2 separate regions of the Homo sapiens genome follow, and region 2 is linked to region 1. A link is a loop called in an ENCODE intact Hi-C map of the cell type or tissue named here. Cell type or tissue: HepG2. All regions are shown on one strand. Each heading gives the region's core, and the rest is flanking DNA. Links, peaks and the distances in the headings are about the cores only. Region 1 overlaps LOC124901411 (a long non-coding RNA gene). Region 2 has its middle 52 kb from the start of IFNGR1.

Evidence for each region. Hi-C counts contacts between places; a loop is a spot of excess contacts. Peaks named below come from ENCODE experiments on the same cell type or tissue, not always from the same donor. Only the 100,000 strongest peaks of a DNase experiment are listed, where the experiment ranks them.
Region 2: a loop joins it to region 1, with 5 times the contacts of the local background. A loop is called at or near these places in 2 of 110 quality-filtered maps.

The regions. Positions count from the first base shown.
Region 1 is chr6:137,699,678-137,712,033 of GRCh38, reverse strand. It overlaps LOC124901411 (a long non-coding RNA gene), which reads right to left. Exons shown (of 2, transcript XR_007059789.1): 2 at 11,619-12,356. It also overlaps the pseudogene PTPN11P3. Among named protein-coding and RNA genes, the nearest start is that of LINC02539, 33 kb to the left of the region's middle. RefSeq lists a silencer at 4,242-4,291 and an enhancer at 11,601-12,356. In HepG2, for the core only: CTCF peaks have their summits at 3,978 (motif pointing left) and 6,531 (motif pointing left); DNase peaks (open chromatin) are centred at 3,943, 4,313, 6,533, 10,723 and 2 weaker places; H3K4me3 peaks cover 615 bases.
Region 2 is chr6:137,265,541-137,277,896 of GRCh38, reverse strand. No RefSeq gene overlaps it. Among named protein-coding and RNA genes, the nearest start is that of IFNGR1, 52 kb to the right of the region's middle. In HepG2, for the core only: a CTCF peak has its summit at 6,116 (motif pointing left); a DNase peak (open chromatin) is centred at 6,116.

The DNA.
Region 1 (12,356 bases), core at 2,845-10,844:
TCACTTTCAGAACATAACCAGAGTCTCATCACTACTTACCACCTTTACTGCTACCATTTTGATCTGAGTCATGGTCACCTTTGCCTGGCTCATTGCAGTAGTCTCATAATTGACCTCCACAATCTTTCTCTATTCCCTTCTGGTATACAGCAGCCAGACTGATCACATAAAAATATAAATTTGACCACTTTCCTGTCCAGTGGAAAACCATCTTAGAGTAAAAGCCCAAAGTTATTCCAATGACCTATAGAGCCTGGAAAGACAGGTCCCGTGTGACTTCGAACTTTAGTTCCTGCCACCCTGCTCACTCCACGTGGTCATACTGGCCTCCTTCCTGTTGCTGGAGCTGGCCAGGCAAACTCATGGCTGAGAACCTCTGCATTTGTGGTTCCCTATGTCTGGAATGATCTTCCTCAAGATAGCTACATATCTTTCTTCCGCACCTCCTTCAAGTGTTTGCTCAAATGGAACCTTCTCAATCAGACCTTCCCTGAGCATCGTATTTAAAATGGAAACCCATCTCCCAAACTCCTTATCTCTCTTCCATGCTTTATTTTGGAGGCTGTAATACTTTTTTTTTTTTATCACTGTCAAGTGGAAAATTATTTTCATTGCAATCAATGGCAGCCTCTGAGTCCACAACTAGGCAAACTCTTCCAGAAGGGATCACAGATCAAATGAAGGTGATGGAATCACATGGTTTATTAAATTGACTCAAATTCCTGCTGGAGAAGTGGGGGTGAGTTAACATGCCCCACACGGCACACAAATGGGTAAAAACCCTAACCAGGACAATGTTCAGATGTCTGTTTCTTTCTCTACCACACCAGCCTTTCCTGGCAGTCACTAGGACCAGCACTGAAGTTCTTTTTTTTTTTTTTTTGAGACGGAGTCTCACACTGTCCCCCAGGCTAGAGAGCAGTGGTGCGATCTCAGCTCACTGCAAATTCTTCCTCCCGGGTTCAAGCAATTCTCCTGCCTCAGCCTCCCAAGTAGCTGGGATTACAGGCACCCACCACCATGCCCAGCTTATTTTTGTATTTTTAGTAGAGACAGGGTTTCACCATGTTGGCCAGGCTGGTCTCGAGCTCCTGACCTCAGGTGATCTGCCCACCTCGGCCTCCCAAAGTGCTGGGATTACAGGCGTGAGCCACGGTGCCCGGCCTAGCATTGAACTTTTCAGCATGGAGTCTCAGCAGGTGGAAACGGTATGAGGCTCCAGCACATGGGCGTGGCTGGTGCTTGCCAATTAACCTGCTGAGCAGCAAGATTCTATTTGGTTTTTGGGGGCAAAGGTCACTCAAGGTCAGAATAAATTTCACAAATGAGTAGCCAAATAAAGAACTCATGAATATCGAGTGTCTCACATATATTACAGTGTTATGAATCTCAGGTATCCTGGCGCTGCCCTTCCTTCCTCTTCCTGTGTGTATACGTATGACCCACTTGATCTTTCTAACCTGTCTCTCATGCTGCTAACTGATCTTCCTATACTTAAACATGAGTTTCACTTATTTCAGTTGATTTCTTCTTTAGCAGAATTGAATATTCTCAAACAATACTACCAATGCATATTATGGCCTTCTGCCATCTCACATTTTCTACTTACTTTATTATCTACCTAACTAAAGTGCCATGAACACAAGAATTTTCATTTGTTTTCTTCACCAATGTACCTAGATGTGTACTTAAAAAATAATTATTGAAAAAAATGAAAGAAATTCTGAAAACCATGAGGCTTAAATCAAATAATATTTGAATTGTACTAGAACAGGAGAGAAAATGACTTGGAGCAGGATGAGAAGGTGAAATTGAAAGCCCATGCTATGGTCCCTGCCCTGCTGATGTCAATCTCTTCCCAGGCCCATGGGTGTGGGAGTGCTTAGATGCTCATTCTGAAATTCTGGAGATCACCCATTCTTCTGGAATTGCTCACTTTTCTTTCTATGCTCTCCAAGTAGCTGTTCTTTGGCCCACTTGACTCACAGTCAAACTAGTTTCAATCTTGTACTCCTGAAACATTTGTTTAATGAATGAATATCCTGTTACAGGTTGCCCCAGGACTTCAGAGCCCTGATGAGGACTGATACTTAAATGACATCAGATATTAACCCCAATGAGTTTGTGCTTCCTTCAATCTGCAGGGCTTCATTCAACCTGAAGTTGCCCCCTGGAGGGCCCTGAGCACATCCAGGCCTAAGCCTTCGCGTTAGTCTGCTCAGGCTGCTGTAACAAAAGATCGTAGCCTGGGTGGCTTAAACAACAGAAATCTATTTCTCACAGTTCTGGAGGCTGGGAAGTCAAAAATCAAGGTGCTGGCTAATTCGGTTCCCTGGTGAAGGCTGTCTTTCTGGCTTGCACACATTTGTCGTCTTGCAACATGGTCACATGCCTTTCTTTGGTGCACGTTCACACAGAGAGAGAGAGAAAGAGAGGGAGAGAGAGAGAGACCTCTTCCTTCCATAATAAGGTCATAAGGCCACCAGTCATACAGGATTAGGGCCCCACCCTTATGCCCTCGTTTAACCTTAACTACCTCCTAAAGACCTGTCTCCAAATATAGTCACATTGGGAGCTAGGACTTCAATATATGAATTTTGAAGGGATAAAATTCAGTCCATAGAAGACCTAATTTCTTCTTCCCGCACAATGTCACTTTCCTTTTTTAATGTTATTATTAACTTTTAAAAAATGTATACATCTCCTGTAAAATCCACATTTTAATCCTTTGTTATTCCTGGCTTGCTTCACTCATTGATTCTACCTACCCAGCCCCTTTAGACATTAAAGTTTTTATCCGATGCCCATTGATTTAACCAGGGACTATATTTTCCAAACTGAAACTCAGGACATACAACATTATCACTATGAATATGCTTATGGAAGAGTAGAACAAAAAGCCAGAAATTGGGATTGTCTTGGAATAGTATGGATATGCAGAAAATGATGATAAATAACCGAATTCTCCATATTTGTATGACAGTGATTGAGAAGAGTATTAATGTAGCTTGATGCTTGGTGCCACTCAAACCCACCAAAAGTTCTATTTGCCCATTTAGATGTTTTGATGGTGAGGAGCTTGTTGGTGTTGGGCTGTGGAAGATACAAAGGTTGAAGACAGATGCTGTTCTCCATGATAGAGCTTTGCAAGTTTTCTTTGGCCCATGATGTAAAGCAAGAAATTTTACTTTACAACCCTGCAGACTGTGATGCATTCTGATCTGTTCTATTCTATTCTATTCTTTCTACAATGGGTGTTATAGCCTACATAATTGGTTTTCAAAACATGACTCTATTGCTATGTGCATTGGAAAAAACACAGTTCTTGTGGGCTGGGTCCAATAGGTTTTGGTTTCCTTTCTGTTAAAAAATATTTTGATTAGCATGAAGGTCTTTTTGTTTGTTTATTTTTGTGTTTTAATACATGTAGGTACTAGACTAGTATCTAGAAATAATTTCATGCTCTTAGAAACGTATCTGCTGGAACTTTTCTATTCACAGATCAGAGATTTTTGGAACTGGAAGGAACTGCAGGGGTCAAGTCAGAATACATGGCTCAGGAGTCTTTATGTTGAAGCTCCAGTGTTTGGATGCAGTGATCTTAAAAACGCAATTCACAAAAATTGTTCTCTTTGTTTTTTGACTCTTCTAACAGAACTCATCTTCAATTTAGTTTGCTAATTGCCTGTGTGCCATGATCTTGTTCTCCTTTGCAGAGCTCACAGGATGGGTTTTTGTTTTGTTTTGTTTTGTTTTGTTTTTAGTTTCCTTGCTGTTTTTCCAGGTCACAGCACCGCAGTCGATTGGTGATTGTGGTTTGAGGTCACCTACAGAAGGCGGGGCGGGGAACCCAAAGATTTTATTGCACACCTCAAATTGCTCTCTGATGACACCAAGAGCGTCAAAGTCCTGAGGCCGAGTTGTCAGTGAACATTCGCCAGGAAAAGCAGGGGTGAAGCTGCTTATGGGCGAAGATGAATCCCGTGCTGCCATCTATTGGTAATGTCATGAAACAGCAATTTTTAATACCACCTGATTTTTAAAAAATTTGTTTTGGGGGGAACTATAGTTCACTGTTACCTGTTCTCCAAATTTATATTTCCCAAGAAGTCTTGATTTCAAGTGAAGGAATCTGTGGATGGGAATGACCCATCTTTAACCCTAATGAACTTTGTCTGTAAAGTGAACCAAGGGGACAGGGGAATTCCCACACCGTCTCATTACTGCCCAAGCCGACACACTTCCCTTTGAGGATGGTTTGAGGGAAGGAGGGACTGTCTGCTTGTCAGAGGGATTTCAAAGAACACACTGTTCTCATCCTTCAGATCTTGCCGATTGCTTCATGGGCTGCCCGAGATTACCATATGTTTTTTGCAAAGGGTGACTTCAAAACAAAACAGAATAGACCCTCTCTGTTTTGAAGCCTGTTGATTCTAAATGCTACACCATTGCAAATAGTTCTCTGGGTTTATTTATTAGCAAGGGAAGCCAGACATCAAGGACCAACCACTTCCATTTTAAAAAGATCCCTGTTCATTAAAAATAAAAATAAAGTAGCCTGGAGTGCAGCGGGGTGATCATGACTCATTGCAGCCTTGACTTCCTGGGTTCAAGTGATCCTCCCGCCTCAGCCTCCACTCCCGGTTAGTTTTTTGTATTTTTTGTAGAAACAAAGTCTCGCTTTTTTGCCCAGGCTGGCCTCGAACTCCTGGACTCAAGCGATCCTCCTGCCGCAGCCTCCCAAAGTGTTGGGATTACAGGCGTGAGCCACTGCACCCAGCCTACTATCTTTATCTTATAGAAAGAAAAGAAAGGAGGAAACTGAGGCTTGGAGACAATGGTTTCACCCAAATATCAGTGGTGTGGAGGCAGAAAAACCTATTGTCGACAAGAGGAGTTGATGGCAGTTTTTTGGCAAGGCCTAGTAAAAGTACCCCTGGAGACTTCACATGTTCCATTAGAAGAAATAGAGCTGTCACCCACATCAAGATTCAGAACACTGGTGATTACTAGGACCCGTTTGGGGGGAAAAGTTTGCCACTTCGGCTGAGTTGGTCCAGTATTACATGGAACATCACAGGCAATTAAAAGAGAAGAATGGAGATGTTGTTGAGCTTAAATATCCTCTGAACTGTGCGGATCCTGCCTCTGAAAGATGGTTTCACGGACACCTCTTTGGGAAAGAAGCAGAGAAATTAACTGAAAAAGGAAAACATGGTAGCTTTCTTATACGAGAGAGCCAGAGCCACCCTGGAGATTTTGTTCTCTCTGTGCGCACCAGTGATGACAAAAAAGAGAGCAATGACAGCAAGTGTAAAGTGACCCATGTCATGATTCGCTGTCAGGAACTGAAATACGACGTTGGTGGAGGAAAACGGTTTGATTCTTTGACGGATCTCGTGGAACATTACAAGAAGAATCCTATGCTGGAAACATTGGGTACAGTACTACGACTCAAGCAGCCCCTTAACATGACTCGTATAAATGCTGCTGAAATAGAAAGCAGAGTTTGAGAACTAAGCAAATTAGCTGAGACCACAGACAAAGTCCAACAAGGCTTTTGGGAAGAATTTGAGACACTACAACCACAGGAGTGCAAACTTCTCTACAGCCGAAAAGAGGGTCAAAGGCAAGAAAACAAAAACAAAAATAGATATAAAAACATCCTGCCCTTTGATCATACCAGGGTTGTCCTACACGATGATGATCCCAATGAGCCTATTTCAGATTACATCAGTGCAAACACCATCATGCCTGAATTTGAAACCAAGTGCAACAATTCAAAACCCAAAAAGAGTTGCATTGCCACACAAGGCTGCCTGCAAAACATGGTGAATGACTTTTGCTGGATGGTGTTCCAAGAAAACTCCCAAGTGATTGTCATGACAATGAAAGAAATGGAGAGAGGAAAGAGTAAATGTGTCAAATACTGGTCTGAAGAGGATGCTCTACAAGAATATGGGGTCATGTGTGTTAGGAACATCAAAGGAAGTGCTGTTCATGACTATATGCTAAGAGAACTTAAGTTTTCAAAGGTTGGACAAGCTGTACTCCAGGGGAATATGGCGAGAACGGTCTGGCAATACCACTTTCGGACCTGACCAGACCACGGAGTGCCCAGTGACCCCGGGGGCATGCTGGACTTCCTGGAGGAGGTGCACCATAAGCAGGAGAGCATCATGGATGCAGGGCTGGTCGTGGTCCACTGCAGTGCTGGAATTGGCCATACAGGGAGGTTCATTGTGATTAATAGTCTTATTGACATCATCAGAGAGAAAGGTATTAACTGCAACATTGACCTTCTCAAAACCATCCACACAGTGCAGTCTCAGAGGTCAGGGATGGCCCAGACAGAAGCACAGTACCGATTTATCTATATGGCAGTCCAGCATTATATTGAAACACTACAGCACAAGATTGAAGAAGAGCAGAAAAGCAAGAGGAAAGGGCACGAATATAAAAATATTAAGTATTCTCTAGCAGACCAGACAAGTGGAGCCCAGAGCCCCCTCCCGCCTTGCACTGCAGCGCCACCCTGTGCAGAAATGAGAGAAGACAATGCTGGAGTCTGTGAAAACGTGGACCTGATACAACAGAAAAGTTTCACATGAGAAAACCTGGAAAACTTCAGCACAGAAAGTCCACAGATGTGGACTTTCACCCTCTCCCTAGAAAGATGAAGAACAGACACAAGAAAGTTTATGTGAAGACAGAATTTGGATTTGGAAGGCTTGCATTTTTGTTGACTACATTTTGATAAGCAAAATTTGAAACCATTTAAAGACCACTGTGTTGTCTCTTTCAGTGGCTGGCTGGCAGGGTAGCTAGACCTCTCACATACCAAGAGCTTGAAAGCAGAAGTGGCCAGGCCTCCTGAAGACTTAAGTCCAGAATTGTCGCAGCATCCCTTTTACTGCCCTCTGTTGATTATGATAACGATGAGGATTTTTTCTAATCAGAAGAGAGCTGGAGTATGCCCTCTACTTACTACACAAGTTACAAGCCCGGCTCAGATTCAAGAAAAGGGTATGAAGTGGAGGTGCAGTTAATTGGGGGACCACTAGTCTAAAAAACAGTCACAACCCGTGCCATGGAAAACCAAGGATATTAGCAAAAGTAGGAGTTGCCAGTGACCTTGGGAAGCCGAAGCTGCTTACAGTAGCTGGGACAAGCTGAAAGTCAGACTGAGAAATAAAGGAGGGGACTTCAAGAAGCTTCCTGAACAATTTCTGCCAGCCCTGAGCTTATTTTTGGAACCAGCACTTGGGGAAACTGATCTTGTGAGGATGGATGTTTTTAGGAACACAGGGCTTTTGAGAGCAGCACCACCCCACTGGGGCACCCCCAGACTTGGGAAATGTGATGCTTTCTTAATGTCACTGGTTTTTTAGTCAGGCCACAGTGAGAAGGAACAGCCCTAACAGGCCTCCAGCCAGGTTGAACGAGCTCATTTTTGTTTTAGCCAACCGGTAAGATTTGCTAATGTTCTACCTTAAATGCCTTTTCCAAAAACCTCCCTCTTTGCCTCATATGTTGAATCATCATTCAGTGCAGATATTTCAATGAAAATATCATTGGTTGACTTTTGTAACGGAAATAAAATGCTATGACATCTTTGACATGAAAAAATAAAAATAAAAACAAAAATGAAGACATACTTCAATCAAATTAATGAAATTCTATATTTAAAATGTCTAGGCTGGGCAAAGTGGCTCAAGCCTGTAATCCCAACACTTTGGGAGGCCAAGGTGGGAGAATTGCTTGAGCCCAGGAGTTTGAGATATGTGCAACAAGATAAAACCTCCCCTCTACAAAAAATCAAAAACATAGCTGGGTGTGGTGGTGCACACTTTTAGTCCCAGCTACTCAGGAGATTGAAGCAGGAGGATGGCTATAGCCCAGGAGGTCAAGGCTGCAGTGAACTGTGATCGCACCACTACACTCCAGCCTGGGCAGTAGAGCAAGACGTTCGTTCAAAAAAAAAGAAAAAAAAGCTTATATTGAAAAAAATGATTATTTTTATGAACTGCAATGCAATCTAACTGTGTTCACTATTGTACAATTGTAAGATTTATTTAAAATATTAATTTATAAATCTACATAGCAATGGAATGAATAGCCATGGTTTTTTCATATCTATCTATTATCTATCTATCTATCATCATCTATCTATTATCTATCATCTATCTATCATCTACCTATTATCTATCTGTCTATCTATCTATCTATCATCATCTATCATCATCTATCTATTATCTATCATCTATCTATCATCTACCTATTATCTATCTGTCTATCTATCTATCTATCATCATCTATCATCATCTATCTATTATCTATCATCTATCTATCATCTACCTATTATCTATCTATCATCTATCTATCTATCTATCTATCTATCTATCTATCTATCTATGCTGTGTACATGTATATGCCAAGCACTCTACTGGATGCTCAAATATATCAGTGAACAAAGCAGACTAAAATCTCTGCCTCTAAGAGCATACAATTCTAATGGGGGAAGATAAACAATGAATAAACTAAATAAGTCTGTTATATAGAGAGGATGGGAAATAGTAATAAGTGCTATGGAAAAACAGACTGCAGGGAATGGCAGTGGGGAATGTGTGCAGAGGGGTAGGTTGTAATTTTGAGTTGGATAGTCAGGGCACACTTCATGGAGAAGATGGCATCTGAGCAGAGACTTGTAGTTCATGAAGCAGGGAGCCATGTGGCCATGGGGAGGAGGAGCACTCCAGGCGAGGGGAGCAAGCAGCCCATGCAAAGAGCCTGAGGAAGGAGAGTGTCTGGAATAATAAAGGAGTCCAGTGTGCTGGAGGCAAGGAGGTAGGTGGGGCCTAGAACATGATTCAGGGAAGGTGGATTGTGAATTGCCTTGTGGGTTTTAGGGAGGACTTTGGCTTTTACTCTTGAGTGCAATGGGGAATCATTAGAAGGTTTTGAACAAACAAGCAATGTGATCTGACATTCATTTTAAAAGAATTATGCTAGCTGCTATTTTCAGAATAGACTGTAGGGAGCAAGAATAGACTGTAGGGAGCAAGAATTATGCTAGCTGCTATTTTCAGAATAGACTAGGGAGCAAGGACAGGAGTCAGGAGATCAGTTAGGAGGCTGCTGAAGGCAGCCAGAGGAGGGGTGCTGGTGGCTTGCACTGAGGGTATAGTGGAGTTGATGAGAAATGGCCAGATTCTGCATACAATCTTAACATAGAACTAGCAAAATTTAAGTAGAGATTCATTCATTGTGAGACGTGAGAAAGAGCAGAGTAAAGGGTGACCCAAGACTTTTGGCCTGAGTACTGGAAAATTTAGTTGGCCTCCACTGAGATTGAAAAGACAGAATATGAGGTTGTTTCGGGGGGACTTAGCAACTTCTCTCAGTCCTGTCAGAGGGTCAATGCACCTGAACCTACAACCTCACTTGGACACACTATCAAGAATGTAAATTCACAGTCTTTTTGCCAGTAAATCCCCCTTAGTTAAAAGGCCTTCCTGGCCCCATTTTCACGGAAAGGCTGCCCCGTTCCCCCATGACTAACAGACGCCCCATGATACTCCCTCATGCCTTCAGAGCATGCATTTCAGCTATGATACTTGCGTGATGATTTGCTTACTTACTATTTCTCCTGAAAGACTCTAAGTGCTAGGCATGAGAGGACTATGTCTGTTTCTGCTTCCAATTGTTTTCTCACCTGCTGGACAGACCTGGCAAGTAATAGGTATTCAATAACTATTGATTAAGGAAATAATGAATCTTAGTAAGACTTTAGGGACCAAACAGGACCTTCAGGAGCCCATAATTTTAAACTATGGGATTCCCTTGGGACTACCTAATTACCCTGGGATTATTTAGTAACTCAGAGCACTTAAGGTCAGGGATTTTTGTGTGCCAAACCCCAGCAATGGTGTGGCCCTGTTCTAACAGGGCAGCTGCTCTGAGCTGGGGAAAGTCCAGGAGTTAGGTTTGCACCTCTTGAGGGAGCAGATCCACTTTGCTCACCATGCTTTGCTCTGGGTCTGACGACTTGGCCCTCACGTCACTTGCTCTCATTCCTTCTCATTCAGTGTGGTCTTAGCCATCTTCACACCAGCAGTTTTCCATGGTAAATGCACTGATGAGGGAGAGCAGTAGTCCCTCTGCTTTTCATCCCAACTCCCTGCTTCTGCTCTCAGGACAACAGGCCCGGCCTGGATGCTAGATCTTCTGTACTTCTTAGGACTGATTCTAGAACCTCAGTAAAGGATGGGAGGTGTCCAGATTTTGGTAAGGAATGTACCTCCTCACTTTCCTCTTCTCTGCCTCAAAGATATCCCTTTCCTTGTTTATCACACCGACGTCAAATGTTCTCTTGCTCTTAGTCTCATGATCACTCTCAAGTTTACTCCAATGCAGGATTTTTCAACTTCAACACCATTGACATTTTGGGCTGGATAATTCTTCATTGTGGGGGCTGCCCTGTGTTTATAGGGTGACTGTGTTCTCTGGGATGTTTAGCAGCACCTCTGGCTTCTACTCTCTAGATGTCAATAGCACTCCTTCACAGATGTGATAATCAAAGATGTTTCCAGACATGACTAAATGTCTCTGGGAGCCAGTCGCAGCATTGATCTAAGGTATGGCTCTCTTTTGTGAAATGTCCTTGACATCTGGCCCCATAAAGTCTCACTTCTCCTGCCCTCCCCATAGTCCAACTTCTTACGTAATCCTGTTTTTTTTTTTCTATGATGGTTTTGGACTGATGAGAAGGGGGGTGCTGGCTTCTCTTTCCACTGACGACATCAGTATGTGACCCTCAAAGCTGCCGCTCCAATCACCATCATCCCTGTCCCAGGTCCTTGATGTGGTTAAGATATGAGAAAAGTACTGCTCTCTAACAGACTGCCTGAACTTTTACCCATTCTATGATTATGTCTTTATTCTCTGTATTCAGTATTTTCCTTGTTAACTTAAGAAATATTTTTTGTTGATGATAATACTGATGACGGAAAAGTAAAAAACGTTGTTAGGTGCCAAAATAACCTTTGGCAGATAATTCTGGGAAACTCCCCGATTAGTGGGAAAATTACTGGGTTTTGTATGATACTACAAGCTTTCACTAATCCTAGGAAGAGAGTTGTTATCTGGGCTGCAAATGGAGAAATCAGGGAAACAATATTTGTTATAAAATGTTAGATGAAGGGTGTGGTTATGTATGAAATAGAGCTCAGTTTTCCACATTACAATCAGAGAAATAGGAGCTCAAAGAAAGTGAGAGCTGCTTAAGAAATCAACTAATACAATTCTTTCCTTTAGGAAATAACAAAATAAAAGTCAGAGAGAATAATTCCTTTGCCTAGGGGATGTAAATAGCATCAGGGTCTGGATTTAAACATAGACCTCCTAATTCTCTGTTCTAATTTGTGATAAAGTTTTATCAATCCATGGCAAAATAAGAAAAATAAGATCAATTTGAAAAACATTTTTCTGAATGTGAATTAGTTAAATGCAATGAACTATCCTTTATCCTGAGACTTAGGCCCTTCTAACCCTTCTACCATTTTTGGTAATAAAATATTGTCCCTATTAGGAAAGAATGACTCCAGATGTATTTGGAGTTTTGGGGAGTTTCTTAATGCTTTTATTTTAGTAATCCTAATGCAATTCACCACAACTATCCCTTTTTAAAAATAAACAAAAATCTAAGAGTCACTGAAATAGAGTACTTCTATCCAAAGAACCATAGAGATGTTCTGGTTCCTAGAGAGCAAGACATGGTGCACAGACCTGTGGGTGAAACCCGATGGAGACCCATGGGTGAGTAATTCCCATGAACAATGACAGCCCAACAATGCAGTCTTGGGGTCTTCTGGAATCTCCCTCCTTCCTGCTGTTTACTCCCTTATCTCTCATTGAAATTGAATTGGAACTTGAGCATGATTCCTGATAGGAGGCCTCTCTCACTCTCTCTCTCTTTTTTTCTTTTGTAGAGATGGGGTCTTGCTATGTTGCCCAGGCTGGTCTTGAACTCCTGGCTTCAAGCAATCCTCCCACCTCAGCTTCTCAAAGTGGTGGGATTACAGGCTTGAGCCACTGCACCCAGCAGGAGGCCTCTCTGGATCACCAAGGTGGCTGTATCTGGTCTGAGCCAGAGTCCTTGGTGTATCTGGTTGGAGTGGTTGGAGGTGGGCTTCTGGGCCTCCCATTGTTCTTTCTGGCTGTGGCTTACCTTAAAATGCAAAAGTATCAGGATATTTCTCTAATATTCTTAAGCTCTCTGCCTGAGAGAAGAATATCAAGATCTAAGGACAAGCTTTTAGAATATTATAGGAGTGGGGCTGAAACTGCTGCTGTTT
Region 2 (12,356 bases), core at 1,924-9,923, 430 kb after region 1:
CACAATGAAATGTCTTTTTAGTGCCTGAATGCAGTTCATTAACAGAATATTTAGGGCTGTTTTTTCAGTGCATAATTGGACTACAATTCTCCAAAACATGTTCTGGAAGGCTGAAGACCATGATCGTTGTAAAACAAACACTATGTGAGACTCGATTTGTAGTTGAGAGGGAAATTGCAGCAGGGAAAATAGCTAAAACCAGGCATTCTCTAAATTAATATGATAAAATCATTTTTAAGAGAGAAGTAAATAATTTAGCACAATAATTTCCAAGAGTTGATACCACTTCATTAAAATGACAGTGCTATGAAAGTTCTGTAGGAGTTCAAATTTAGACTTTTTCCCGAGGGAATTGTGCATTTCACAGAAGTAGGGATGGACAATACTCTTTAGTATACACAATGGACTTCAGGGGATGTGAGGAAGCTTAAGGGTTAATTTGTTTAAAATTCATGGCTGATTTATGAGGAAACATTATACATTCTACTCACAAGCTGTTAGATTTGGAAGACTTTAGATAGAAAAATTAATTTAAGGGATCCAAATCCTAGCTCTTCAGCATACTAAAACAAGCCCAACCAGGAAGTTATTAAACGATACAAAGTTGAAATATAAACAGATCTTTCCATCTAAACACACATTTCAGTCCTGTATTCCTTGCTTTTTTAGCTTGCTACCCACTTATTCCAGCAGGCTCAGGTCAACCTTCCAGATGGAATTAGCCTTGTTTTTCCCACAAAGATTCTAAAAATCTTTTTAATCAGTCCTTGTTCATGTAGACACGAACCAGGGAAATTAGTTCTGAGACTAAGCTAGCGCTGTCAATCTTTCCTTTTCCACCTCTTTCAAAGTAACTCTCAAGCATCTGAAAAACCCTCCAAACCATGGACAATTCCAGGGCTCCAAAATCCTTTAGTGAAGAGGTTGATAAACTGGGCTTATGGCAGGCCTTCCCACTGAAAAATCCATCAAGTCTCTCCCAAGGGTAAAAGTGCAGGCCCTTAGCTAAGGGCATGCTCTTGAATTGGCCATTTATTTCAAAATTCTCAAGAAAAGACAAAATGATCGTATTAGCTTGATGTTATGTTTTTGTTCAAGGACAATAAAAGGTCAGTAATTCACATGGAAGCAGAGGCTCAGACAGATTAAGTGACTGGTCCAAAGTCTCTCAGCCCATCCAGAACTCAGATCTCTGTTCGAAGGGCTGAGCTCTTTCTATAGTACTACTCTGCACTGAGTGTGTTCCATTTAATTTATTAAAAGTCATGTGTTGTTATACATTGAATGGCAAGTAAAGTTCACTATGTTTCTAATAACCCTATGGAATAAAAACTGCTTACAAATGAATGAAAACACAACAAAAAAGCAAGCAAAAAAACCTTGTCAGATTCTTTTAAATTCAATATACAAAAATGAAATTTTTATTTATTTTTAAACTCAAATATTTTGAAACTCTTGAGCCATAGATTAAATTAAGAGCAGGTTGTTTTAAAAATAATTTACTTTTACAACTCCATGAACATAACTGACTACAAAAACTTTTGTCAGTAATTAAAACATCTTGAAAATAAATCTTAAACATAGTGACATGTGTTTAAACTGATTGTATTAAATTTAAATGTAATGGGAGTTTTGGTTTTTTTTTTCCCCCCATAGACTGTACCTTAATTAAAATAAGAACTCTGACTTTTTCTCTGCATAATAAAATCAGACTTTTTTGAGATATTTATATTTTAAGATAAATTTTAACAGTATATCTCAATATATTATTATTATATGTGGTATGTTATATGTAAAATATATATGACCATGTAGTTGCTATCCAAAATGAAAATCACTTAAAATTACCTACTATATGTTGTTAATGATTGCTAAAACTAGTTAGTATAAAATATAACACCAGTATGGTTTTATCTATGAGATGTACAGTTTTGTGAAGTATCTCCGAACTGAAGTCAAATTAATTGGCTCTGTGTCTTTATGCAAATAAGCTCATAGCTTTGTTTTATTTATAGGATGACAAATGCAGTTTTGTTTTTTAAAAGTATTAGCCCTAGTGAATTAGCAGTGATATTAGTGACCAAAACCCCAATGATCAAAAGATTGGAAATCCCTTAAGATACTTTACCAGAAATATTAAAAAATATATTTTGCACCAGACAATACACCAACATAAAAATATTTTCTATTATGTTTTAAGTAAACAACACTGCATTTTACTGACACTTTTTAAGATGAAAAATATGATGATAATGTGCATAAAAACATTTTTGCTACATAAAGTTTAAAGGTGAAGCAATGAGAAGAATAAAGCTTTATCATTTTCACATTGTTGAAGGATACAGACATCTTAATTGTTAAATTATATCCATGAATCAATTTCAGTTTATTCAAGCATAAATATATCTATGAAAAAATTATTTTTATTATGTTATTGGAGATCTCTGTCTCATGTAGTTCCTCAAGAAATGATATAAAATGATTGATTTCCTAATGTATGTTCTTTTGCATGGATTTATTTAATAATCTCCCTGAATGTTGTTCTTTTTTTAAGAGCTTAGCAAATTTATTCTCAGTCAATGAATTTCATTATTTGTCCTTAGGATAATATTAATTAAATGCAAAACTCAGCATTTTATAATTTTTGTCAGAAAATATCAATTTTGCATAATACTACAAATTCTAATTATGAATATATTAAAAGAAAAATTGAAATATAGCTAGTAAATGTTCTATGATTAGATATATCAAACTACTATTTTTAAAGCAAATTTATAACAAGTCAGAAACATATTTCATTTCAATTGTAAATTTATTAGCAGGCATTTTCCCCACACACTTCTAAAGTAAACATAACTACACTGTAAGCAGAGGTGATTTGTTTTATTTCAGATAGTGTTTTTTAATTGTATTGTTTTAGTTCAAAACGTAATAGTAATGTCTGTACTGGTGCAGTGTTAAGTTCATGTTAACACTATTAAGAACCTTTCTGCCAAAGCAAAGTATCTGGGCTATGTTGCCAAAGATTTCAAATGAAGAAGAATTGTTTCTTAAAAATATTATCTAGTTAGCAAAGATCTTTTCTTTTTTTTTTTTAACTAAATGCAGAACTAATTTGTATTTTATTTATGGAAGATTATGATAATGCAGAATACAAATGTGATTTATTTTATGTGTAATTTCAATGTTATTTTATTAGATATAACATTTTATTTCTAGTGCTTTGGGTACTACGACATCAAAAACATATGTAGGTATATTTTACTGTTTAAAAATTTCAGATTTCTTATTCTACTTTAATGATATTAAAATAAAAGTATTTTATATAAGAATAAAATCACTTTATTAATTCTTAGATCTAACAATAAAATGTAAATTCATAAATAAAAAACTAGTGGGTATTCCATTTTAGTGAGAAATCTAAATTATGTTTTGAGTGTATTATCAAAATCTACCTTCAACAGGCCTTAATAATTTATGTCAGCAATTCTCATTATTTGCATATGGTATTATATATCCAAGATCATCCCCCCAAATTAATTAACAACCTTAGAGTTCACTGGGGTGAATAGATACAAAATAAACATACAAAATCCAGTAGCCATGGGATGACATAAACTACCTAGAAAAACCCTATAAGATATGGAGCAGATCTTATTTCTAGAAAACTATACACTTTTAGAGAGGAATAATAAAAGGTAAGTTTAAAATTTCCTGGCTAGAACAATGCATGACTGTAATTCCTCCTAAATTAACTCTCATGTGTTAATGAAGAATAAATAAAAATAACATGGCAATGAGATTTTATCTGAGATGAGAGACACTTCCCAAAATGATTCTGGAAGAATTAACAAGGAAGAATAGCTCAGTAATACTTGAAACTAACCAAGAAAGGAATGATGTGTTTAAAAATGTTAACTATTACAATATAAATTGTACGGTATTAATGAAAAAATTAAAAGATAGATTGATGGAACAAAACAGTTTTAAAAAATCCTACAATATAAGAAACTGGTATATTGTAAAAACAAATCATAAAGAAATGAAAAAAGATGATTTACTTATTCAACAAAACTTTAAAAAATTATCTATTTCAAGAACAATTAAGATAAGCACTCAACTTATACTGTACTAAAGGATTTATTAAAGACTTTAGTATAAACAATGAAATTCTAAAATACTGCATGAAACAGATGTGTATTTTTAACTGATATGAAGGTAAGACATTTCTAAGATAAAGGCGATGAAAGAGATTACATGACGTAATACAATCAAAACTTCTGTACATTTAAAAAAGCACAAAATAATAAAATGTAAAAGTAAATCTTTAATTGGATAGAAATAATTTTGACAAGAGGTTTCATTCTTAATTTATAATAAAAAGCTCTAAATGGGAAAATGTTAATTGCTATATATATATTTTTTGAGATGGAGTCTAACTCTGTCGCCCAGGCTGGAGTGCAGTGGTGTGATCTTGGCTCACTGCAACCTCCACCTCCCTGGTTCAAGCAATTCCCCTGCCTCAGCCTCCCGAGTAGCTGGGATTACAGGCATCTGCCACCACACCCGGTTGATTTTGTATTTTTGGTAGAGAAGGGGTTTCACCATGTTGGCCAGGATGGTCTGGGACTCCTGACCTCAGGCAATCCGCCCACCTCGGCTTCCCAAAGTGCTGGGATTACAGGCATGAGCCACCATGCCCGGCCGCAATAAATATATTTTTAAATGACCAAACTCACTAATAAAGAAAAATGCAATAAAAACACAATAAGGTATGATTTATAATCTGTATAATTGGCAAAATATGCTTTAATTGTTAATTCTCAACTAAAACAGGCACTTATCTGTTATTTGTAAGACTGTAAATTGATCTTAATTTTAGGAAAGGAAATTGACAATTATCTCAAAAATTTCATAGTTCTTAAGTAATTCTGCTTCTAAAGAAATACCATAATTAGACATAGGTTGACAAAGAAAAAATGAAAAATATAGACTTCGATTTGTTGAAGCAGATAGAAACTAATCTTACTGAGTATAGATTACTATTCTGACTTTAATGAAAGTAAATAATTCGACATTGAAAACTTTCTTATCAGCAGTTTACATTTGAGATTACAACATAAACTCAAATAGTTCAGGTAATTAATGTAAGATGAATCTTTTATTTGAATTATCAACAGTTATCTCAATTTATTTGCCTCACCTTCTATTGCAACCCTGATCATTGCTGATTTAGGGAACTGAGAAATGACTCGCATTATTCCTTTTACTGTTGGGCATTTCCTAGGTTTCACAATCCCTGGATAGGAAAAATTATAGGCTGAGAGAGAGAAAAAGAGAGAGAGAGAGAAAAAAAATGCCCTTGAAATCCAAACATGTTAAGCATATTATTTATAATGGAACATAAGCAAAAGGTAGAATTTTTAAAAACTGACAACCTTGCAACACCAGCAATTTCCTCTCCCTGATACATTTAAAGTTTTAATGAAAAAATAAACCACTTTTTCCAATGTTACGATGTAAACATAACATCATTCTGTATTAAAATTTATTTCATCTCTTTTTTTCAAGGAGGAGAAATAATGTCATTTTTCTTTGCAGAATAATTCTGAATTTTTCATGAGGGACTTAAAAATCTGTCAAGAAGATTATTAAATTAATAATGTAATAAATAATTTCACACTAAAGAAACAATTTAGCTCTAAACATCATACCATTTTGACAACGATCACCATTATCTGGGATTATATTGAACAAATTTCGTTCTTTTCTCCTAAATATGCCAAATCTTACAATGTTATACAATGACTAAAAAATTTTTTTCAATTCTGTATTCCACTACTCTTATAGGGAATAGTCTATACATGTTGATTTGAAAACTGAATTTTTCAACTTAAGCACTGGAAAAATGATACCTGTGAAAATATTAATTCTATTGGAGTTGTTTATATTCTTTTAGGTAGAACAGGATTACGTATTATCTTTTTTAAGAGAGTACTGTACTTTTAACAAAAATAAATAACAGATCAATAAAATTTTCTAATTTTCTCCTGGTTTTAAACCTAGGATATAGAGGCTTAAATGCCCAAAATAGGTTGCTATGTTGCATTGACATCTAGTGGATTATGGCAGCTATTACAAGGGTGAAGACAGCTCGCTTAGAACAATGCTAAAGCTGAAAGACGACTTAAAAGGTCACCTCTTGTCCAATCCAACATTTGGAAACTGAGGCAAAGAGAAAGTAAATTTGTCTGAAATAATTCAAGCATTATAAAGACATGTAAAGTAAATATAGTATTGCTTATGGTAAATAGAAACTCAATTTTAGGAGCAGAAAACAAATAGAAATACAGACTACAACACAAATTCAAATAGTTCAGGTAATTAATGCAAGATGAATCTTTTGTTTGAATTACCAACAGTTACTTCAATTTAATTGCTTCACCTTCTATTGCAACCCTCATCATTGCTGATTTAGGGAACTGAAAAATGACTAGCATTATTCATTTTGGGCATAGAAGATACAGTATTTTCCTCTTTTCTTACATGAAAGTTAGCATTATAGCATGCACAAAACTTATCTTGCTTTTTCCATTTAAGAATATGCATAAGTACACACATACATGTTTATATTTTCAAAATGAGATACTGGAAATTTAAATTAAATGTATTTGAAAGTGATTACGTGCACGGGGAGAGAGAGAATGGGGGAAGGGTTAGTGATGGAAGCAAGACTTTTCTGAATGGTGTGTTACATACGACTTCAGAATCATATAAACCTTTTACATTTGGAATCTTACAAATGTTCTATATTTTCTTTTTTAACTTTTATTTTTAAGCTCAGGGGTACATGTGCAGGTTTGTTATATAGGTAAACTTGTGTTATGGGGTTTTGTTGGACAGATTATTTCATCATCCAGGTATTAAGCCTAGTACCCATTAGTTTCCTGATTCTCTCCCTCCTCCCACCTTCCCCCCTCTGATAGGCCCCAGTGTGTGTTGTTCCCTTCTATGTGCCTGTTTTACACTTTCAAAAAATAAAATTAATCTAAAAAGAAAACAATCAATTCCCAACATAAAAATAAACTGAAATTAACACATTAATGGAATATCATGAAGGTGGTAACATGACCTTACAGAAGAAAGAATTATATCTGGTTACCTTTATGTTAGCTATAAAGTCTTAGTAGGATTAATGACAAAAAGAACTGTAACATTGTTTTAACTTCACTGAGTAATTTTCATTTGGATTTTATATTTTTTAACTAGTTTATACACATTATAGGACAAAGCAAATAGGTAACTATATTAATGTTGGTAGGAATCAAGATTTTCCGTGTAAGAGAAAAGGAAGACAAGAAAAAAAATTAAAGAACTTAAGTAGAAACCTTATATTGTTAATCTGAATTAAAAATATTACTATGTCCAACCCCACTAGAAACAAGAAAGAAATTACTATAAACTCTGAAAACACTTTTTTATTTAAAAAAACATGTATTTCTTAGCTCTGTTGACTGAAATGTTTAGAAGCACTGACAGCCCAATAGCAATGAGCACCCATATCACCTAGATTATGTCTCTAAACTCACTTCTCATTGAAAAGAATTAGGGCTCCCCAGAGAAATAGCTGATTTTAAGTCTAGGGCAAAGCTGATTTTAAGCCTGGGACAGCTTGCAATTGGGCCACTGGAGATTTCAGCACCCCAGCATTTTTTAGTATCTGAAATAATGAGAATTCTGATTAGGCCCTTGCTTGCTTGCAAATGTTAACCACTTGCTTTTTGCCCAAAATTCCTTGTTCCCACAATGTAATTATAAACTATAGATGTACCGTTCCTGTGCCAAGCAGCAGGAGATAACTCCAGTGTCACAAAAAAAGTTTGCAGAAAGAATGAATGCCTAGAGGGATGTCGTGACCAGCTGCTGATGCCAAGAAGTCTGGTTGCTCAAGGTGTTATCTCAGACTGAAGAAACAGACTTTTTTCCCCTAGATTTCCTGTAACTCCCCATCCTTTACTCTCCAGCCAAATAAAAACTCCCCGCCTCTTCTTTTTGTTAAGGTAGATTGGAGAGATTTTTGCCCTCCCACCTCATTTTGGGCAAATCAGATAAACCCTTCTCTATCTCCAAGCACCTTTGTGTCAGGGTTTGGCCTCAGCTGCATGCTGGGTACACGAGCCTGAATTTGGGGTTCTATGACATGCTTATGCCAGAAAGCAAGGAAAATACCAGCAGAACACACAGATCCACTTGAAGGTTTTCCGTTGTCAAATGTGACATCTGAGGATGTGAAAACAGTAATGACTACAACTGGTTGAAAAACATTGAATAAAGGCATATTTTATTTTATTGCACTTCACTTTATGATGCTATGCAGATGCGGATGTTTTTTACAAATTGAGGTTTTGTGGCAGCTGTGTGTTAAGCAAGTCTATAGGTGCCAACTTTCCACAACAGGTGCTCATCTCATGTCTCTGTGTCACATTTTGGCAATTATCACAATATTTCAAACTTTTTCATATTTTATCTATTATGGTGATCTGTGATCAGTGATCTTTGATGCTATTATTGTAGTTTTTGGGGGGTGCCATGAACCACGTTCATATAAGATGATGAACTTAATCAATAAATGTATGTTTTACCATGACTGCTCTACCAACCAGCCATTCCTCATCTCTCTCCTGCTTCTCAGGTCTCCCTATTCCCTGAGATACAATAATATTGAAATCAGGTCAGTTAGTAACTCCACAATGGTCTCTATGTGTTCAAGTGAAAATAAAAGTCACACATCTCTCACTTTAAATCCAATTCTAGAAATGATTACATTTAGCATGGAAGGCGTGTTGACAACCAAGGTAGCAGAGTAGCACTTTTACTTTCCAAGAACTTTTCTTTTGCACCAAACTTGACCTTTGCAGCAAACAGCCAACTTGTGAATGCAAAGGAAAAGTTCTTGAAGGAAAGTAAGTGCTACTCGGGTGGACACACAAACGCTAAGTAAAACAGCCCTATTGCTGGTATGGAAAAAGTTTGAGTGGACTCAATAGAAGATCAAGCCAGGCGCAACATTCCCTTAAGCAAAAGCCTAATCCAGAGCAACACCCTAACTTTCTTCAATTCTACGAAGGCTGAGAGAGATGAGTAAGCTGCAGAAGAAAAGTTGGAGCTAACAGAGGTCGGCTCATGAAGCTTAAGGAAGGAAGCCATCTCCATAACATAAAAGTACGAGGTGAGGCAGCAAGTGCTGATGGAGAAGCTGCAGCGTTATCCAGAAAAGCCAGCTAAGATCACTGATGAAGAGGGCAAAAGAAACATATTGTCTGTGGACAAAAAGCAGTCTTATATTAGAAGAAGATGCTCTTCAGAACTTTCATAGCTGGAGAAGAAAAGTCAGTGCCTGGCTTCAAAGCTTCAAGCAATAGCTGACTCTTTTGATTGGGGCTATTGCAGCTAGTGACCTAACATTGTAGCGAATGCTCATTTGCCATTTTGAAAACTCTAGGAAGAATTATGCTAAATCTGCTCTGCCTGCACTCTTTAAGTGGAACAACAAAACCTGGATGACAGCACATCTGTGTATAGCATGAATTGCTGAATATTTTAAGTCCGCTATTGAGACTTAATGCTCAGAAAAAAAAAGATTTCTTTCCAAATATTATCACTCACTGACAGTGCATCTAGTCACTCAAGAGCTCTGACAGAGATGTACAATGAGATGAATGTTATTCAACACAACATCCATTCTGTAGCCAATGAATCAAGGAGTAATTTCAACTTTCAAATCTTATTACTTAAGAAATACATTTCGGCCAGGTGTGGTGGCTCATGCCTGTAATCCCATCACTTTGGGAGGCTGAGGCGGGTGGATCACGAGGTCAAGAGATCGAGACCATCTGGCCAACATGGTGAAACCGCGTCTCTACTAAAAATACAAAGAAGAAGAGCTGGTTGAATGATGCTGTCACCATGAGGAAGTAATCAGGCAAACCTAGAATGTGGAACAATGTATATTCTATGCACATTGTTCTATGGGACAATTACACCAGGTTTTTTCAGTTAAGTCAATGGGAAGGGAAAAGAAGAGGGGAGAGGGGCTTGCTACAGATGTACAAGGGGGCATGACAACTGAATGTAACATGTGAGTCTCGCTTGGATCTTGATTTGGAAAAAAAAATCATCTTAAAAAGACATTTATTGGCCAGGCACAGTAGCTCACATCTGTAATCCCAGCACTTTGGGAGGCTGAGGCGGGCGGATCACCTGAGGTCAGGAGTTCGAGACCAGCCAGACCAATATGATGAAACCCTGTCTCTACTAAAAATACAAAAATTAGCCAGGCGTGGTGGCAGGCGCCTGTAATCTCAGCTACTCGGGAGGCTGAGACAGGAGAATCACTTGAACCTGGGAGGCAGAGGTTGCAGCAAGCCAAGATCACGCCATTACACTCCAGCCTGGGCAACAAGAGCAAAACTCCGTCCAAAAAAAAAAAAAAAAAAACAAGTTTATTAAACAGTCAATGAACTTTGAATATGGATGGACTGGGAATTAGATATTAATTAATTATTGTTATGAATTTAGGTGTGATAGTGGTAACTGGTTATATTTCCCTCTTTTAGGGACACATTGAAATACTAGGTGGTAAGTGCCATTTTGCCTGGAATTTGCTTTAAAATTCTTCAACAAAAAAGGGGTGCAAACAGGTGATTCAAGTGGGCAAAATGTTGATTATTTTAAAATCTGGATGGCTGCTGCTATGGATTGAATATGACTTGTATGTTCCCCACCAAATATTATGTTGAAATTTGATCCCCAGTGTGGTGATGTTGGGATGTGGGGTGCAGTGGGAGGAGTTCAGGTCATGGGTTATGAATGGTTTGGTGCTGTTCTCAGGGTAGTGAGTAAGTTCTCATGCTGTCCCGAGATGGATTGGTTTTGAGGGGATGGATTAGTTCCCAAGGGAGTGTGTTGCTCTAAAGCCAAGAGGCCCCCCAGGTTTGATCCATCTTTGCACCTGCCTGCCTGCCATTTGACCTTCTGCACCATGTTTTGATGGAGCACAAAAGTCCTCACCAGAAGCAGAGCAGATGCCAGCACCATGCTTCTTGCACAGGCTGCAGAACATGAACTAACTCAACCTCTTTCCTTACAAACCACCCAGCCACAGGTACGCCTTTATAGCAACACAAAACAGACTAAGCCAGCAGGAATATGGGGTTTTATCACACTCCTCTCTCCATTTGTGTGTATTTGAAATAAAGAGTTTTTAAGGAAAATGTAAAATTGTATGTGAGGTTAAAAAAGAACTGCTGCTCCTATGATGACGAATTTTGGGTTAATTCACCTGCTGTGAAGAGATGAAAAAAGAAAAAACGAAGACTTCACTTTGCTTCTCCTCTATATTTTTAGCAGTCTTTGGAGATTATTCTTACTGGGGAAGAAATTGCACTGAGTCAAAGGCATTTCCTTCTCAAGTGCTAATACGTTACCACACATTACCTCTTACACAGTTCCCTCCTCAAAGAAACATAAACATAGCATAACAGAAGAGAACAGCCTTTTGCGCCATTTTTCAGACACTGGCTCTCCTTGTCCCCTGAGGTTTTCTTCTTTCTGAGTGCACATTCCAGATGGCTGTGCTTTGAAATCCCACACCTGCTCCAACCCTGATCCTCTCCTAGAAACTCCTCTGAGGAGGCATCTCTGGTCTCCCAACCAGGGTGACCAACTCTCTTCTCTGTCCCTTCGTTTCCTTGCATACCCTCCCCGCAGCACTTAACATGTGATATGAAACGCATTTGTGTCTCTTCCCTGGACCATAAGCTCCCTTAGGGCAGGGACTCAGCCTTTTAAACATTTCTTTCCAGTGTCTAATATCTTCTGGCAAATAGCAGACTCTCAGTAGCTGCCAAATACATGCATGCTCTGGTACTATCTCCTGTAAGCCTCGGTAATCTTAACAAGGTTTCCACTATGAAAAATCTCTGTTCTTAATTTCCTTTATTAAGTATTAAGTTTTGGATGTTTCTGTCTAGCAAAAAGCCTGTACTCTGAACCAATAATTTAATCATCTACCAGTTTTGTTGATTAGAAGATAATACTTGTCTCTCAGGGTTTCTAAGGCGCCGCACCCAGCCAAGAGTTTTTATTCCTTGGCATGTGTCCAGGAAATTTCTAGTTAAGAATAGGCTTATGATAATCCGGTCTAAGATCTAGAAGATTTACAAGTCATAGGAGTTTTAATTTATGGGATTCTGGAAAGTGAACTAGTTGCATAATTTGTATATATATCCATTTTCCTGAACTATTTTTAAAAACATCTTTCTTGACATGTGTCACATACCATAAAATTCAATCAT